Regions from separate parts of the Homo sapiens genome. Here all the other regions are linked to region 1. A link is a contact called in ENCODE Hi-C or POLR2A ChIA-PET data. All regions are on one chromosome and are shown on one strand. Each heading gives the region's core, a stretch centred on a gene start or an enhancer-like site at or near the end of the contact. The rest is flanking DNA. Distances are from core to core; before and after follow the strand shown. Region 1 holds the start of TSHZ1 (teashirt zinc finger homeobox 1). Region 2 overlaps MBP (myelin basic protein). Region 3 overlaps ZNF236 (zinc finger protein 236). Region 4 has its middle 37 kb from the start of LINC00908.

The links. Hi-C counts contacts between places; a loop is a spot of excess contacts on that map. ChIA-PET counts read pairs that join two places held with the same protein, here RNA polymerase II (POLR2A). Pooled maps may share reads with other maps.
Region 2: a loop to region 1 is called in a pooled map, with 6 times the contacts of the local background. The contact joins the enhancer-like site here to the promoter of TSHZ1 in region 1. A Hi-C loop is called at or near these places in 1 of 168 maps with a recorded cell type or tissue (CD8-positive, alpha-beta T cell), 5 of 37 single-sample maps with no recorded cell type and 9 of 50 pooled maps.
Region 3: a pooled map shows a loop between it and region 1 (6-fold over the local background). The contact joins the enhancer-like site here to the promoter of TSHZ1 in region 1. A Hi-C loop is called at or near these places in 1 of 37 single-sample maps with no recorded cell type and 3 of 50 pooled maps. POLR2A ChIA-PET finds 5 or more read pairs at or near these places in 1 of 52 experiments (HEK293T).
Region 4: a pooled map shows a loop between it and region 1 (4-fold over the local background). The contact joins the enhancer-like site here to the promoter of TSHZ1 in region 1. A Hi-C loop is called at or near these places in 3 of 50 pooled maps. POLR2A ChIA-PET finds 5 or more read pairs at or near these places in 2 of 52 experiments (AG04449 and MCF 10A).

The regions. Positions count from the first base shown.
Region 1 is chr18:75,209,505-75,212,135 of GRCh38, reverse strand. TSHZ1 (teashirt zinc finger homeobox 1) reads right to left here and starts at 1,339. Exons shown (of 2, transcript NM_001308210.2): 1 at 220-1,339. The coding sequence starts at 259. RefSeq lists silencers at 26-345, 2,283-2,631 and enhancers at 1,228-1,522, 2,562-2,631.
Region 2 is chr18:77,053,063-77,055,693 of GRCh38, reverse strand. All of the region lies in intron 3 of MBP (myelin basic protein), which reads left to right. Among named protein-coding and RNA genes, the nearest start is that of MBP-AS1, 74 kb to the right of the region's middle. RefSeq lists enhancers at 465-594, 645-694, 88-989, 2,095-2,595. Within about 2 kb of position 1,338, at least 38 of the 41 ENCODE cell types and tissues checked have a DNase peak (open chromatin) inside an H3K27ac peak, as active enhancers do; they include CD8-positive, alpha-beta T cell, where a contact is called at or near this core.
Region 3 is chr18:76,964,574-76,967,204 of GRCh38, reverse strand. The region is part of intron 30 of ZNF236 (zinc finger protein 236); the gene reads right to left. Among named protein-coding and RNA genes, the nearest start is that of MBP-AS1, 15 kb to the left of the region's middle. RefSeq lists an enhancer at 32-700. Within about 2 kb of position 1,309, at least 4 of the 41 ENCODE cell types and tissues checked have a DNase peak (open chromatin) inside an H3K27ac peak, as active enhancers do.
Region 4 is chr18:76,564,609-76,567,239 of GRCh38, reverse strand. No RefSeq gene overlaps it. Among named protein-coding and RNA genes, the nearest start is that of LINC00908, 37 kb to the right of the region's middle. Within about 2 kb of position 1,304, at least 28 of the 41 ENCODE cell types and tissues checked have a DNase peak (open chromatin) inside an H3K27ac peak, as active enhancers do.

The DNA of each region.
Region 1 (2,631 bases), core at 90-2,589:
CACCGCGAACTTTCTCTGCTCCACGCGCCGGCCCAGGTTGGGGGTGTGGGGGAGGACGGCGACCGCAGCCTCCAGACGACTGTGGCCAGCGCAGGCTGGGCCTCCCCTCCCCAGCTTGGGGCGGCCCGCGGCCCACGTCCCGCACCTCGGCCCGCGAAGCCCCCTCCTCCTGCTCCTCCCGGCGCCCACTCCCCGCGGCGCGGGCCGCGCGCCCGTTACCTGCCGAGCGCCGGGGGGCCTGCTGCTTCCTCCTCGGCATGCTGCTCGGCCGCCGCAGCCGTCGCCTCAGCCGCCGCCGGAGTTCGCGGGGCGCGGGGACGCGGGGCCCCGGGCGCGGGCGCAACTCCGCGGCGCGCCCAACTTTGGCCTCGTCCCCGCGGGCTCCGGGCTCCGGGCGCGCCGCGGACCGCGGGGAGCCGCTCGCATGGACCGCCGCGCCCGGGGCCGCTCAGGAGGCGGCGGCGGCGGCCGCGCGGCCCGCTTCCCGGCGCCGGGCTGCGGGCGGAGCGCGCGGGGCCTGGGCGCCGAGCCCGGAGTCATCCCCGGCGCGGGCCGCGGGCGCAGCAGCGGGCGCTCGGCGGGCCGGCCCGCGGCCCGCGCTCCATGCTGCCGCCTCCCCGCCGCCGCGCTGCTGCTGGGCGGGCGCTCCTCCCGGCGCGCCGCTCCGGGCGCTCCCCTGCGCCTTCTTCCGCGAGCCGAGAGTCGCCGAGCGCAACTTTCTCTCCCCCTCTCTCCTCGCTGTTTGGGGGTCGCGGCGAGTGTTTTTAGTGCGCGGGTCGCAGCTTTCTCATTGTGCGCCAGCGAGGCCGATGCAGGCTGTCCTTTTCCTCCCCGCACTTAGTCTAAGAGGAAGAAAGCAAACAAGACAGAGGAGTGAAGCCCCCGTACATACATGCGCCGGGGGGAGATGTCAGGCGCTGCTCCACCTTCCAAACAGTCACAGATCAAACAGTGTCACCCCGCCGGAGCGCCACTTGGTGCCCCGCGCTTCCACCCGGGGGGCTTGGCCGCCAGGATCGCCGCTTCTTCCAATGCGAAATCTAATGCAAACACATTTTGATCATGGATTTTTGGCCGGTCTTGATCTTCCAACAGAAAAAAATTTGAAAAATACACAAAAAGCACCCCCCCCTCCAAGAAAAAAAAAAGGCAACAACAACCCGGAGAGTGTGTGCAAAGGGGGTGAAGAGCAGACATTCACTGGGTGGGCGAGATGAGCGTGGACTGTCCCCCCCCCCCTCAAACTCCTGGGAGAGAGGGAGATGCACTCTCGCTCTCTCCTCTTTTCAGTGAAATATAACACACATTCGGATCGCAGAGCTTTCAGACAGTCTCAACTGATAGACAGACACATCGAGCTGCTTTTCCTGCTTCAGTTTTTACTCCTCCTCCTCTCGCCAACGTCACCCTGACAATTACAAATAGGTCTCTCACAAACCATACCTGTCAATCTTTTTAATTGCTTTGTTTTCTTTTTTTCGGAGCTAAACAATATGACAAAAAAAAGAAATCTTAATACAGCATAACATAAAAGATTGTACATTGGAGGAATTCATTCAGTGTTGTTATTGTAACCCACTGGCTGATACCGGGTAAAACCCATATGCTCTAAGTTAAGTAGACATTAGTTCCTGCAGATTTTTAAACCTGTTAGTTCCCCCCCAACACACACACATACACATACACACACTTGCACATTCATACACACGCAACCACGTGCATCCAAACTACCCTTGGGTGAAGCATGTCCTACATTTGGGGGGAAAAATATCTGTGTCGCTTTTGCAATCTCAGGTTGGGGGGTTAGATTTGGCTGGGGAGGAGCCCAGAGTAGCTTTTATATTTTGGTAATTCGTGGGTAACTGAAAAGCAAGATATTTTTAAAATTAAATTTTACAATTTAAATAAAAATGTAAAGATGGACTTAGTTCATCACAGAAAAGTGTGGAAATATTTAATTTGGCCCCTCTATAAAAAGTGAATTGACATTTGGTCCATGCACGCCAGTAGGGAGAAAACGGACACGATGGAACGACAGATCTTTCTAGCTGGGTTCGAAAATGAGGTCCTCACACAGCAGTGCAACGTCTCCAATTCAGTTAAGTCCCTCGGCATCCCCACGTAGAACTTTAAAATGTGTCTGTGCTCTGGGAATTTGGCCTTCTGGTTTTCTATATGTGTGTTCTCTCCCAATGGGAAACCTGTAACAGTCTTGTAGATCTACTTAAAACATTCATGGAAAAACATGAAATCTAGGCCAAAATAAATAAAATGGCTTAGTTCCTGCAACTTGCATGGGACAGACCGTGGACAGAAAGCACGCGCAAGGGGTTCCGGGGACAGGAAGCCACCAGCCTGGGGAGCGGGAGGCACTGGACATTTCCCCGCCCCGCGGTCGGTACGGGTGCGCGTGCGGCAGCGGCGGCAGGGGCTCCCCGCCCTGCCCGGGGTCCCCGGTCGTGCCCCGCCGCCCGGGCCGCGCTCGGGGTTGATTCGTACCACCTTGCAAGGAAGTGAACGCTTCGCACGGGAAGGGGAGGCGCCTGCGCCGGCCGCCGCGCAGCTCCGGGGACGCCCGGGGCTGCCGCCGGCTCGGGGCCGCAGACGACCGCGGGACGCGCGAGTCCCCCG
Region 2 (2,631 bases), core at 89-2,588, 1.8 Mb before region 1:
ATTTAAAGCAATAATGGAAGTTATCCTATGAAAGATAGCAGCCCACCAGCAGATGTGAAAAGCAATTACTAGGTTAAAAAAAGAGAAAGAAAGAGAGAGAGAGAGAGAAAGAAAGAGAAAGAAAAGGAAGGAAGGATGAAAAGAAAGGGAAAGAAAGGGAAGGAATGGAAGGAAAGGAAGGAAAGAAAGGAAAAAGAAAACTGAGCCCATTTTAAGCGCAGTTCATCTTTCCCAGCCAGGGAGGATGGCAGAGGTGGCACTGGGCTGGGAGGGAACAGCCACCCATGCACCTCCTGGGTCAGGGGTTGGGCTTTGAGGATGTGGGTTCTAGAAGTTTACAGTTATGTGCCCCCTACTCTGGGCATTTTATCAGTTGGTACAAAGCCACTTCCTCCCAGGGCAGGACACTCTTGCACCAGCTCAGCTCAGCTCCTTCCTGCCTCTGGGTTTCTGCTGACCCTGCTCCTCCCACACAGAGGCTGTGCTGGAGTTTGCAGCAAAGCCGCCTGCTGTTTTCTCTACCACAGAAGGTGGTACAGACACGCAGGGCCCAGCAGCAGCAGGCGGCGCTGCCGTTCCTCTGTCTCCATCCACGATGTGCGTGCCCAGAAGGTTCCCTTCTAACTGCGGGGCCTCCCAGAGCAAACTCATGATTACTTCCCATGGTTTGCATACCTTTATGATACTGAATTCCATAGAATGTTGACATTTAAATGTGTGCGTGCATGCAAGTCCCTCACCTTCTCCTCTGGGCTTTCTGTGCCAAAGGTCATTTTCCTGATAATATGAAATTGATCATCTGGAGATCACAGTGGCAGAGCAGGAGAAAACAGGATGTGTGCATGGTGACATTACCCACCGCTAACAGGAACTGGAACTTGAGATGTGTGCATGGTGACGTCACCCGCCGCTAACAGGAATTGGAATTTGAGATGTGTGCATGGTTGTGTCACCCGCCGCTAACAGGGATTGGAACTTGAGCTCTCCCCTTATCCAGGTACAAAATGAGGAGCACTATTTCTATGTCTTTGCTGAGAGCACTGATGGCTGATTGTGCCAAGGACCCAGGGAAGCTCTGATACTTAGCAAGCACCTCTCCCATCACCAAGGCCCAAGCCCTCCTCTGCCCACCTGGGTGATTAAGTGGGTCCCAGCCTCCATCCTGATCCATCCCTGTTGGTTCTCCCTGCCAGCTAGCTGCTGAGCACCTCGCTCCCTGCTCAAATCCCCTCCACCTGTTCCCCAGGGGCCTCTCCAACCACATCTCCTGCGGCCCCTCCCTCCCGCAGCCTCCTGGGTGTGGCTGAAGCACAAGCTCTGCCCTCCTCCTTAAGTCTCTTGCCCAGATATCCGGGGGTGAGCTCTTCGCTCCATGTCCCTTCTCGTTGACATCTCCCACTTAGAAGTGCAGCTGTGTCAGCGCAGGTGGGCTCTGCAGGCCTGCCAGAGGAACTCCTAAATCTCTGAGGCTCAAGGTGATGTCCACTCACATCATAGCTCAGCGAGGGCCAGGCGGCTCTCCATCCAGTGTGCCTGGGAGAGTCCTGTGGCTTCCACATAGAGTCTCTGCCATCGGAGGGCAGGGCGGGGAGGGACCGGGAGGACAGCCCAAGGGCCAAGCACCCTGCAGACCAGGCCGAGGGGCAGTCATCGCGTCCACTCAAGTTCTGATGGCCAGAAGCATCATGTGGCCCCACCTCGAGGAGGGGGCCAAGAGGAAGAAGGATGCAGAGTGGGGCAGTACAGTCACCTCTGTCACAGTCCCTGATTATGTTGTTTATTGTCCGAGCCCCGACTCCGGATGGAAAGTGAGCCCCATGAAGGCAGGGACATCTGTCTGTTTTGTTCGCTGAGATATCCCAGCACCTAGACGCAGGCCCGGCTCATGGGACGAGCTTCATCAATATTTGCTGGATGACTGAGTGACAGGTGGGACACCCCTCGTCCCTGCTGCTCTCTCCTCTCCTGTCTCAAAGACTTCATTTGCACATGGCAGTGTTCCACATAAAATGCCAGCAGACAGTGTGCCTGAGGCCTGAACTCTTCCCTGTAAGGAATTCTGCCTCTATGCTACAGCTCAGCAAGTGATGCACAGAAGTGCCCGCAGCTCGTGCATCAGAGTGTGTGTGTGTAAGAGTACCCGTGTGTGCTTTGTGATGTGTGCACATAGCATGTGGGGTGCACACTATAGAAATGCTGTTCCAACTGACAAAATGTCCCTGGAACTCGAGAGATGCTTTTGTTCTTTGGAATTAGGGTGAGACTCTGAAACCACAGCCAGCCCCCGTAGCGGAGCATACCGGCTGACACTGGCGTCTTGGCTGCAGGGGCTGAGGACGGAGCTCAGTCCCGACCCAGCTGAGTGTGCAAATGTCCAGCTTCTGTGTGCCCCTTGGCTGGACCTGCAGTGGGGCCCCTGCCCACCCCTCCCCTGAAGCAGCCACCATGAGGACAGGTGCAGGGAAGTGGGAAGCAGCCATGTCACTGCAGATGCGGCCACCCTCAGCCAGGGCTCCTATCACTAAGCCATCTGGTGTTGAGCTCCCTGGAGACATGCGAGCCTGTGCTGTTCCCCTCTCTGCTTCTGGGACAGCCACGCTGGCCTATCACGGGGACACGGCATTGGTTGGC
Region 3 (2,631 bases), core at 60-2,559, 1.8 Mb before region 1:
CCTCCAACAACCAAATAACACATCTCACGAATCACATCACCTCCAACAACCAAATAACACATCTCACGAATCACATCACCTCCAACAACCAAATAACACATCTCACGAATCACATCACCTCCAACAACCAAATAACACATCTCACGAATCACATCACCTCCAACAACCAAATAACACATTTCACGAATCACATCACCTCCAACAACCAAACAAACCACAGATCTCACAGAGCATACCACCTCGAACAATCAAATCACACCCGCAAAATGCATGGAGCACACCAAGGGGTCTACTCAGACTTTAACATTTCTAGTTCCTTGCATAGCTACTGCCACCCTCTGAAACCTAGTCTAGGCCATCTATTATCATTCCTTCCTCAGAGATGGATGCCACTGCTAGATTCTGTGTAGGAAACAAAGGTGAACAAGGGACAGACAAGCAGTAGGATCACACCCCAATATCCATACTCTGAAGGGCATGAACGTTAGCGAATCAAGAGAGAAACCAAGGCCCACGTGTTGTCTGTGCCAGGTCAACAGGATGCAGACAGGAGCAGTTGGTGCAGATTCTGTTTGCTCTGTGCCCCTGAGCACCGAGACAGCACCTGAACTGCATGCTGCAGGAAAAGGGGCTTCCAGACATGATGTGAAGACAGACAGAGATGCTATTCTGGGCCTCTGACTGGCCAGGTGCTGAAGGCCCCTACAGAAAGCTCTGTCCAGTGAGAAACGAGCTGCTCAGAAATGCTGCGCTTGCTCAGGTTCTGGGCTGCCATTTTACTCCAATAAATTTCTGTGCCCTTGCCAAAATATAAATTTAATCTAATCAAATTCTGTGTGTGTGTCTCTGTGTGTGTGTGTGTGTGTGTGTGAAGGGGGGCAGTCCATAGCCAACTTCAACAACTGCAAACACTAACTATTAAAGTAACAAAAGCACAGGCTTCCAGAGATCATGGCGGATGGGAGGCAGGACTAGACTGCACCTCCGACTCAAAGGGACAGAGCAGCATGAGGAGGCTCACATTGTGAATTTTTGCTCCCAAACAACTAGGGGAATAAATCAGGAAACCTGAGAGGACCCACAGACTCTCTGAAGGAAGTGGATTGCTCCTGCAGGACCCAGGAGACACCCCAAATACTCAGCCACAGCAAGACCCGCCCAAGGAGAGTCTGAGCTCAGACACGCCTAGCCCAGCCCCCACCCAATGCTCCTTCTCTACCCACCCTGGAAGCGGAAGACAAAGGGCATATACTCTTGGGAGGTCTAGGGCCCCGCCCACCACCTGTTCCTCCCTATACTACCACAGCTGATGCTCTCTGGAAAGCACCACCTCCCGGCAGGAGGCCAACCAGCACAAAAATAGAGCATTAAACCACCAAAGCTAAGAACCTTCACAGAGTCCATTTCACCCCCCTGCCATCTCCACCGGAACAGGCACCGGTACCCATGGCTGAGAGACCATGAATGGTTCACATCACAGGACTCTGTGCAGACAACCCCTAGTACCAGCCCGGAGCCAGGTGGACTTGCTGGGCGGCTAGACCAAGAATAAAGGTAACAATCACTATAGCTCTGTTCTCAGGGAGCCACAGCCATAGGAAAAGGCGGGGAGTACTATATCAAGAGAACCCCGTAGGACCAAAGAATCTGAACAACAGCCTTCGGCCCTAGACCTTCCCTCTGACAGAGCCTACTCAAATGAAAAGGAACCAGAAAAACCAACTCTGGTAATATGACAAAACAAGGCTCTTTAACAGCTCCCAAAAATCACACAAGCTCACCAGCAATGGATCCAAACCCAGAAGAAGTCCCTGATTTACCTGAAAAAGAATTCAGGAAGTTAGTTATTAAGCTAATCAGGAAGGTACCAGAGAAAGGTGTAGCCAAAGGTAAGGAAATCAAAAAAATGATATAAGAAGTGAAGGGAGAAATATTCAATGAAATTGATAGCATAAATAAAAAACAAGGAAAACTTCAGGAAACAATAGACATACTTATAGAAATGCAAAATGCTCTGAAAAGTCTCAGCAATAGAATAGAACAAGTACAAGAAAGAAATTCAGAGCTCGAAGACAAGGTCTTCGAATTAACCCAATCTAACAAAGGCAAAGAAAAAAGAATAAGAAAATATGAACAAAGCCTCCAAGAAGTCTGGGGATTATGTTAAACGACCAAACCTAAGAATAATCGGCATTCCTGAGGAAGAAGAGAAATCTAAAAGTTTGGAAAACATATCTGGGGGAATAATCGAGGAAAACTTCCCTGGCCTTGCTAGAGACCTAGACATCCAAATACAAGAAGCACAAAGAACACCTGGGAAATTCACTGCAAAAATATCATTGCTTAGTCGCATTGTCATCAGCAACAGCAGCTAAAAAAGACAGAGGGGCATTATATAATGATAAAAGGCGTTGTCCAACAGGAAAATACCACAATCCTAAACATACATGCACCTAACACTGGAGCTCCCAAATTTATAAAACAATTACTAATAGATCTAAAAAATGAGATAGACAGCAACATAATAATAGTGGGAGACTTCAATACTCCACTGACAGCACTAGACAGGTCATCAAGACAGAAAGTCAAAAAAGAAAAAATGGATTTAAACTATACCTTGGAACAAAAGGA
Region 4 (2,631 bases), core at 55-2,554, 1.4 Mb before region 1:
AAAGAGATTGGGAGAGACAGAGACAGAAAGAGACAGAGACAGAGACAGTGAGAGAGAGACAGAGAGAAGGAGAGAGAGACAAAGAAAGAGAGACAGAGAGACGGGGGAATGGGGGAGAGAGACAGAAAGAGGGAGAAAGACAGAAAGACAGAAACAAAGAGAAAGACAACGAGAAGCAGAAAGAGGAAGACAGAGAGAGGCATAGAGAGAGAGACAGAGCGAAACAGAGACAAAGAGATACAGAGAGAGAGACAGAGAGAGAGAGACAGGTAGGGGAAGGGAAGAGGGAGGGCTCCTCCTGGTCCCGGTGGCCAATGTGAAGGCCAGAGGGAAGCAGGGAGCCCTCCTGGGCAGCTCCTCAGGAAATAAGGGGAGAGGACAGCCTCTTTCAACAGATGGACCAGTCTTTGGGAGACAAGCTCTCCCCATGGGATGCCATCTCTCTTCTCCACCCTGTGTCTTATGAACGTGGCCTTGGTGCAGGGCCTCCCTCTTCAGACCCAGCAGAAGTGGCATTGCATGCACACCAGTTTGAGTGGCATAGTTAAGTCCCAGTTGACCGAAGTCCCAACCTACACTTAGACTTTCTCAGACCAGTGGCCACCTCCTCCGAAGTCCCCCAGAGAAAGAAACCCCTGCCTTCTGTGCTGGCTTTTAGGAACTCCCAGGATTACCCAGCACTCTCCCCGTCCTCCGGAGAGGTGGGATCCGAGGAAAGGGCGAGCCCAGACACAGCGCCACGTCAGAAAGTCCCGTCATGGCAGGGCGCGGGGGCTCACGCCTGTCATCCCAGCACTTTGGGAGGCCGAGGCGGGCGGATCACAAGGTCAAGAGATTGAGGCCATCCTGGCCAACATGGTGAAACCCCGTCTCTACTAAAAATACAAAAAATTAGCCGGGCCTGGTGGTGGACGCCTGTAGTCCCAGCTACTCGGGAGGCTGAGGCAGGAGAATCACTTGAACCCGGGAGGCGGAGCTTGCAGTGAGCCGAGATCGCGCCACTGCACTCCAGCCTGGGTGACAGAGTGAGACTCTGTCTCAAAAAAACAAACAACAACAACAACAACAACAACAAATCTTTATCTCCCTACTATTCCTAGCTAGAATTGCTCCCTGAATTCCACGGTGTCCAAGCCTAGGGGGCATGTTTCTGTAATGCTCCTGTGGCAATGGATACACAAGTCCCTCTCTGGGCTTGGGCCCTTATTCAGGGTTTGGAATGGATTCTTGTGTAAGATCCAGCCTGATTGCACGGTGCAAGCCACCATCTGGAACAGCGGAAGATGATCGAATCGCATTGCGAAATACAAAACACGAAACTTTTTCCTGTGTTAAAAATACTTTTAAATAATGGAACCAATCTGATAGCATGTTGAGAAAAACTTCACTACCCACAAAAGCTAGGAAGAAAAAGTCACGCTAGGGTTTCTTCCTTTTGCCTGAGTTGCATTTTTTCCAGTTTTAGAACATCATTACCTTTGCAAACAAGGATTTTGCTATAAAAGCATTCTCACGTATATTTGCCTTTTTGTAGGTACTGATGTCACCTTGAGCCAAAGGAAAACAACGAGCCATAAATCAGTGTATGAATGAGCAAAGGAATACCATGGCGCAGAACATCGTCATTCCGTCTTCCTCAGGTGCAAGCAATCGCAGGATGGTTGAGACTTTACAGTCTTCTGACAGCTCTGCCCACATGAGTGCCGCATGCACATGTGAAACAGCTATCATTAAAACTGCGCTAGCAGCTAAGGAGTAAAAAGGAAAACTTAACCAAAGCCGTGACATCCCCTAAAGGATATATTTCACCAACGCGATGGAGCTGCTGGAACCTGGGCGGCCAGATGCAAATGACCCGAGCAAAGCCGCCTCCTCATTGGCCAGACCTCTTCTCCTCCCACACTCTGAAATCTGAGTCCCATCCACAAATATCCTCAAGTCAAACTCTAAGTACAAAAACATCTAAGAAATGTTGCCTGCACAAAAGCATTTTTGCTCCGAGAAAGGGAATTTCTGACAAAGTCTGGGAAGACAAAGGGACAATTTGGGACAGGCACAAACTGATTATAAACATGCTTTCTTTAATTAAATGATAAAATGTTAAATAAATCTTCTTTAGCACAAAAATACTGAAAGTCTGTACTCAGCAAACAAAATGAATCAGCAATTTTTTTTTCAAGCCTTCAAGGTTAGTGAATTGACCTATCACTCTGGCTAACATATCTTAGGCTTCCTAATATGTTAAAAAGCTTTGGAAAATTTGGAAGGCAATATTCTAGCTCCCAGGAGGCCAACACCTCCTGACACCTAACATCTAGCTTTGAGAGGCAAGACAAGAAGCCCACAGAGATGTGAGCTCTGCACAGGACCAGACGCCCTGGAGATCCTGTTAGGAGGTTGCACACAGATGATCTCGATCACCAACCCCCAGCAGGAATCTTGCCAAATCGGTATGAATATGTCCATTTTACGGATGCAGAAATGGAAGGTGAAGAGGCCAAGGGATATGCCCAAGGTAACAGAGCTAGGAAGCAGCTGAGATGGAATTCTGACCCAAGTCTCTTTAACATCAACTGCATCCACCACTATAGTCTGTGAACCATTAAGTAACGCCATATAAATGGCAAATTG